2 separate regions of the Homo sapiens genome follow, and region 1 is linked to region 2. Evidence: chromatin contacts called from ENCODE Hi-C or POLR2A ChIA-PET data. All regions are on one chromosome and are shown on one strand. The core of a region is the stretch at or near the end of the contact, and the rest is flanking DNA. Distances in the headings are between cores, read along the strand shown.

The links. A loop is a pair of places that touch in the nucleus more often than their neighbours do. ChIA-PET counts read pairs that join two places held with the same protein, here RNA polymerase II (POLR2A). Pooled maps may share reads with other maps.
Region 1: a map of natural killer cell shows a loop between it and region 2 (2.2-fold over the local background). The contact joins two enhancer-like sites. A Hi-C loop is called at or near these places in 2 of 168 maps with a recorded cell type or tissue (naive thymus-derived CD4-positive, alpha-beta T cell and natural killer cell) and 3 of 50 pooled maps. POLR2A ChIA-PET finds 5 or more read pairs at or near these places in 11 of 52 experiments (A673, CD4-positive, alpha-beta memory T cell, CD8-positive, alpha-beta memory T cell and 8 more).

Annotation. Positions count from the first base shown.
Region 1 is chr3:136,727,464-136,730,430 of GRCh38, forward strand. All of the region lies in intron 1 of STAG1 (STAG1 cohesin complex component), which reads right to left. Among named protein-coding and RNA genes, the nearest start is that of STAG1, 23 kb to the right of the region's middle. Within about 2 kb of position 1,613, at least 5 of the 41 ENCODE cell types and tissues checked have a DNase peak (open chromatin) inside an H3K27ac peak, as active enhancers do.
Region 2 is chr3:136,689,809-136,693,013 of GRCh38, forward strand. The region is part of intron 1 of STAG1 (STAG1 cohesin complex component); the gene reads right to left. Among named protein-coding and RNA genes, the nearest start is that of STAG1, 61 kb to the right of the region's middle. Within about 2 kb of position 1,567, at least 2 of the 41 ENCODE cell types and tissues checked have a DNase peak (open chromatin) inside an H3K27ac peak, as active enhancers do.

The sequences.
Region 1 (2,967 bases), core at 363-2,862, 38 kb after region 2:
AAGCTTGTATTCAATAAATGATGGCTATGTATTTAAAGCACCAAAAATAATGCCTATAACAGATACTTGAGAAATGACAGTTCTCTCGCCCCTTTAATCTACCACCAGGTTGGCCTGAATATAGTTAAGGATGGAACTCTGTCTCTGAGAGATACTTTCCCCCTTTTGGGTCTCTAGGAACACAACATGCTAGGTGTAACAGGTTAGTTATTCAAATATGTTCTCTAGGGAAAGCGAAATATCCATTAACCAAAGCCAACTCATCACAAAATGACCTGAGAATTACATTTTGTTTCAGTAAGGAAAATAATCATATTATTATTAAATTTTAGAACCTAACTTTAACCTTTGGGAGGAAAAACATCTAGATTATTAACAATATCGGTGTTGGTTATTTAAAAATACCCACCATGGCCGGGAGCGGTGGCTCATGCCTGTAATCCTAGCACTTTGGGAGGCTGAGACGGGTAGATCACCTGAGGTCAAGAGTTTGAGACCAGCCTGGCCAACCTGGTGAAACCCCATCTCTACTAAAAATACAAAAAATTAGCCAGGTGTGGTGGTGGGCAGCTGTAATCCCAGTTACTCGGGAGGCTGAGACAGGGGAGCTGCTTGAACCTGGGAGGCGGAGGTTGCAGTAAGCCGAGGTTGCGCCATGCACTCCAGCCTGGGCAACAAGTGCGAAAGCCCATTTCAAAAAAAAAATCAAAAACAAAAAAACACCACACTGAATACAAGTTTACTTACACTAAATAGTAAATTGAGTCCATGATTAGAATCAAGTAACAAAGGGGAAATAAACTATAAAGTACCACAATACTTTTAGTTAATAATTAGAACAAAATTATTTATCTTAAATTCCTTTTAATGTCTTGTTTCTGAAAGCAGCATGTAAATGCATTTGTGGGTATGGGGAAAATGATAAAGAAGTATAAAGGGAGCATAAAGGAAGCCAGACTGCCAGAGTCTGAATCCCAGATCTTCTAATTACTACCTATATAACCTTTGGAAAGTCAACTAACTTCTCCGTGCCTCAGTTTTTTCATCTGTAAAGAGACTTAGCCCTACCCACCACATGGGGCTATTGTAGGGATTACATGAGTCAATATATACAATATGCTAAGAACAGTAGTTGGCATCTAACACATACTGTTAACTATTATTATATAATGTTATTATGTTCCTGTTAACTATTACTATATTACTTTCTCTTTCTGCATCATTGTGGTTAACAACTACCACACTGGATAGCACAAACAAAAAAATTTCCATCACTGCAGAAAGTTACATTAAACAGCACTATATCAAACTATAGGATAGTTAAAATGCCTGGTGAGATGATGCATATAATCCTCTTCCCTAATTTATTAGGAAGTGCTTAGTAAAAAGCACTCCTAAACCCTAAGTGTTTTTTAATCTAATACTTTGACATGTAACAACAAAGAACTTAGGTTTCATTTCTATTTAACAAAACAAATAAAGGAGGGATGGGAAAGAGAGACAGTCTCTTCTGTAAAGATTCTTTTGTTTTTTTTGAGACAGGATTTCACTCCTATTGCCCAGGCGAGAGTGAAAGGCACGATCTTGGCTCACCGCAGCCTCTGCCTCCCTGGCTCAAGGGATTCTCCTGACTCAGCTTCCAGAGTGGCTGGGACCACATATGCATGCCATCGTGCCTAGCTAATTTGCGTGTGTGTGGTTTTTTTGTTTTTGTTTTTGTTTTTTTGAGACAGGGTTTCACCATGTTGCCCAGGCTGGTCTCAAACTCCTGAGGTCAAGTGATCTGCCAGCCTCAGCCTCCCAAAGTGTTGGGATTACAAGAGTGAGCCACCACGCTCAGCCTAGACAAAGGGATTTATGAATTTAAAATTTCCTGTCTACCCTACATCAAGCTATCCACTAAACTCTCCCTCTTTGTGAATGGTACCATGCTTATAAGAGAATTAATTATATTCAAATACAATTATCAATATATTAAAGCAACTTAAAATATTGTAATATGATTCTTTAACACAGTAAATAAGATCTAGAGGTTAGTCTAACAATTACCCTAATTTTGAAGTACTGAAATTGTACTTTGAAATATCTACAACATCTGTAGTTTTCCTTTTTTTTTTTTTTTTTTTTTTGAGACAGAGCTGTGCTGTCACCCAGGCTGGAGTACAATGACATGATCTCGGCTCACTGAAACCTCCGCCTCCCAGTTTCAAGTGATTCTCCTGCCTCAGCCTCTCGAGTAGCTGGGATTACAGGCATGTGCCTCCACGCCCAGCTAATTTTTGTATTAACATTTTTAGTAGAGACAGGATTTTGCTATGTTGGCCAGGCTAGTCTTGAACTCCTAGCCTCAAGTGATCCACCCACCTCGCCCTCTCAAAGTGCTGAGATTACAGGCATGAGCCACCACGCCAGGCTTTTTTTTTTTTTTTTTTTTTTTTTTTTTGAGACAGAGTCTCGCTCTGTTGCCCGAGCTGGAGTGCAGTAGCGTGATCTCAGCTCACTGCAACCTCCGCCTCCCAGGTTCAAGCAATTCTCCTGCCTTGGCCTCCTGAGTAGCTGGGACTACAGACACGTGCCACTACGCCCGGCTAATTGTGGTTAAGAGACAGAGTCGCCCTCTGTCACCCAGGCCCTCTGTCACTGCAACCTCAAGTTCCTGGGCTCAGGCAATCCTCCCACCACAGCCTCTCAAGTAGCTGGGACTACAGGCCCACACCACCACACCCAATCTGTAATTTAATATGAAAATATTTCTAATTTCTGTTGGTGACAAAATAAGTATTGCTAACACAACTGTGATTTGTTGCCAACATTTGAAATTGAAGGAACTGCTAAATTTCAGTTATAGGTTAGTAAAAATAAAGATGTCATTATTTTGCCATCCAAATTCAAGAACCCAAGGTTTTTTGTTTTAATTGCTTAAGACATTAGACTTTAGAGTCACAAAAACCTGGACTCAACCACTTT
Region 2 (3,205 bases), core at 317-2,816:
GGTGGGCGGATCATATGAAGTCAGAAGTTCCAAGACCAGCCTGGCCTAGATGGTAAAATCCCATCTCTACTAAAAATACAAAAATTAGCCAGGCGTGGTGGCGCATGCCTATAATCCCAGCTACTCAGGAGGCAGACAGGAGAATCAGTTGAACCTGGGAGGCAGAGGCTACAGTGAGCCAAGATAGCACCACCGCACTCTACCCTGAGCAACAGGGTGAGATTCTGTAACAAAAGAAAAAGCAAACCAAAAAAAAAAAAAAAAAAAAAAAGTAAAGAAAAGAGAGAAAAAAGTCTAAGAGTTAGTCTAACCCTGAATGTCCAGGAATTCTTTTAATAGTCAACACAGCTGGTGGCTGAATGACATCCAGTAAGTCTCGTACAAGGGTCAACTCCTCCAGTGGAAATAAGGAAACCAATTTGTTTTTGGCTTTTTTTGTTTGTTTTGAGAGAGAGTCTCACTCTGTTGCCCAGGCTGGAGTGCAGTGGCACAATCTCAGCACTTTGCAACCTCCACGTCCCGTGCTCAAGTGATTCTCCTGCCTCAGCCTCCCGAGTAGCTGGGACTACAGGCCCACGCCACCATGCCCAACTAATTTTTGTATTTTTAGTAGAGATGAGGTTTCACCATGTTGGGCAGGCTGGTCTCAAACTCCTGACCTCACATGATCTGCCCATCTGGGCCTCTCAAAGTGCTGGGATTACAGGCGTGAGCCACCGTACCCGGCCAAATCCTATTTGTTCCTATAACATTTTACAATCATGAGCAACCCCAAAGGCATATCTGCTATCTGTGTGTATATCACATATACACACACAATCATTAAGGTGGAGGGGTGTCTCATCAGAAGGAAGGGGTAAAAGAGTCACAGGAGTAAGACTGTTACATCAAGAAGAGTTCTGTGAGGAGGAAGAGTCAGCAAAAGAATTTCATAAGAGGTAAGATGACTGGCAAAGATGTGTTGTTATGATGTAAATTTAGAAGAGCTTTGATACTATGGGAAACAAAGGTGGTTAAGGGAGATACCATGATAATTTCTTTGGTGGATTTGACTAGTAGGGCAGTGGCTGGGATAGTTCTCGAATGGGGGATAATCTTTGAGCTACTGGATCTAGTTGCTGACTGCAATATCCAACGGGGCAATGTTATCTCGATTTTTCTGAGTCAGACATGCATTTTCTTTCTTTTCACAAAAAGAAAGACAGTTGGCTGGGCATGGTGGCTCAAGCCTGCAATCCCAACACTCTGGAAAGCCAAGGCGGGTGGAACACTTGAGCCCAGGAGTTCGAGACCAGCCTGGGACACATGGCAAAACCTCATCTCCACAAAAAATACAAAAAAAATTGTTTGGGCGCAGTGGCTCACGTCTGTAATCCCAGCACTTTGGGAGGCCAAGGCGGGCAGATCATGAGGTCAGGAGATCGAGACCATCCTGGCTGACACGGTGAAACCCCACCTCTACTAAAAATACAAAAAATTAGCTGGGCTTGGTGACAGACGCCTGTAGTCCCAGCTACTCGGGAGGCTGCGGCAGAAGAATGGCATGAACCAGGGAGGTGGAGCTTGCGGTGAGCCAAGACTGCACCACTGCACTCCAGCCTGGGTGACAGAGCGAGACTCTCAAAAAAAAAAAAAATTAGCTGGGCACAGTGGCACATTCCTACAGTCCCAGCTACTGGGGAGCCTGAGGTAAGAGCCTCACTTGAGCCTTAAGTAGGGCATGTAGAAGTTAAGCAATCAAAGAAAAGTTTGGTGTCCAGTAGTAGCTGGTGTGTCTGAGAAACCCTCAAAGCTGCCATTTCATTTCAGGTTTAGGGAAGTGCAGGATGTCCTGAATCCATTCAGCGTCCAAATGTAGTCTTGTTTCAAGAAATTAGATGGCCCAGATATTTAACTTGTGTCTTACTAGTTATAACTTTTCTTTAGAAATCTTATGACATTTCGCAGCTAGATGTTTTAATAAATCAACACCATCTTCCTTACAAGCCAGCTACAGGGAAGAGGAACTAAGTAGATCATCTACATATCATAGTAAGGACAAGTCCCGGGGAAAACTTCCATCTCCTAAATCAGGCTTCAGAACTTGAGAGAAATAGAAAGGACTTTCAGTACAGTCCTGAGGCATAAGTCTAAATGAACTATTGTCCTTCCCCAGTGAAGCAAATAGTTACTCACTGGTTTGAACAACAAGGATAATGAAGAAGGCACTGCAGAAGTCAATTACAGCCAGGGGCAGTGGCTCATGCCTGTAATCCCAGTACTTTGGGAGGCTGAGGCAGGCAGATCACCTGAGGTCAGGAGTTTGAGACCAGCCTGGCCAACATGATGAAACCCTGTCTCTACAAAAATAGAAAAATTAGCCGGGCATGATGGCAGGTGCCTGTAATACCAGCTACTCAGGAAGCTGAGGCAGGAGAATCGCTTAAAATCAGGAGGAAGAGGCTGCAGTGAGCCAAGATCGCACCATTGCACTCCAGCCTGGGTGACTAAGCAAGACTCCATCTCAAAAAAAAAAAAAAAAAAAAAAAAAAGTCAATTGCAGTGGGCCAGGCACAGTGGCTCATTCCTGTAATCCCAGCACTTTGGGAGGCCAAGGTGGGCAGATCACCTGAGGTCAAGAGTTCGAGACCAGCCTGCTTAACATGGTGAAACCCTACCTCTACTAAAAGTACAAAAATTAGCCAGGCGTGGTAGCAAATGCCTGTAATCCCAGCTACTCAAGAGGCTGAGGCAGAAGAATCACTTGAACCCAAGAGATGGTGGTTGCAGCAAGCCAAGATCGTGCCACTGCACTCTAGCCTGGGGAACAAAGCAAGACTCTGTCTCAAAAAAAAAAAAGTCAATTACAGTGAAAAATTTACTATCAGTTGATATGAAAGTAAGGTGTTCTAAACAAATCTCTACCCTCAACCATGAAGTTTTTTTTAATTGGGAGAATAGAAGTCTTATAGGGGCTGGTAAAAGGAATTATTAAACCTTCAGCTTTGTATTCCTTAATTATAGGTTTTCCAACTTGTAAGGCAGATTGGCTCAACAGATATTAGGCAAAAGCTTGGCTGGATCAATTTGGATTTCAATTAGGGATGTATTACACAAGCATCTGATGATGATGTGGCCCATAAAGAGACAGATGTATGTTTCAATAGGGAATTTTGGGAGCCAGCAGAGATGTCTTCGGTGTGTGGGACACCGTAATAGAAAAGCA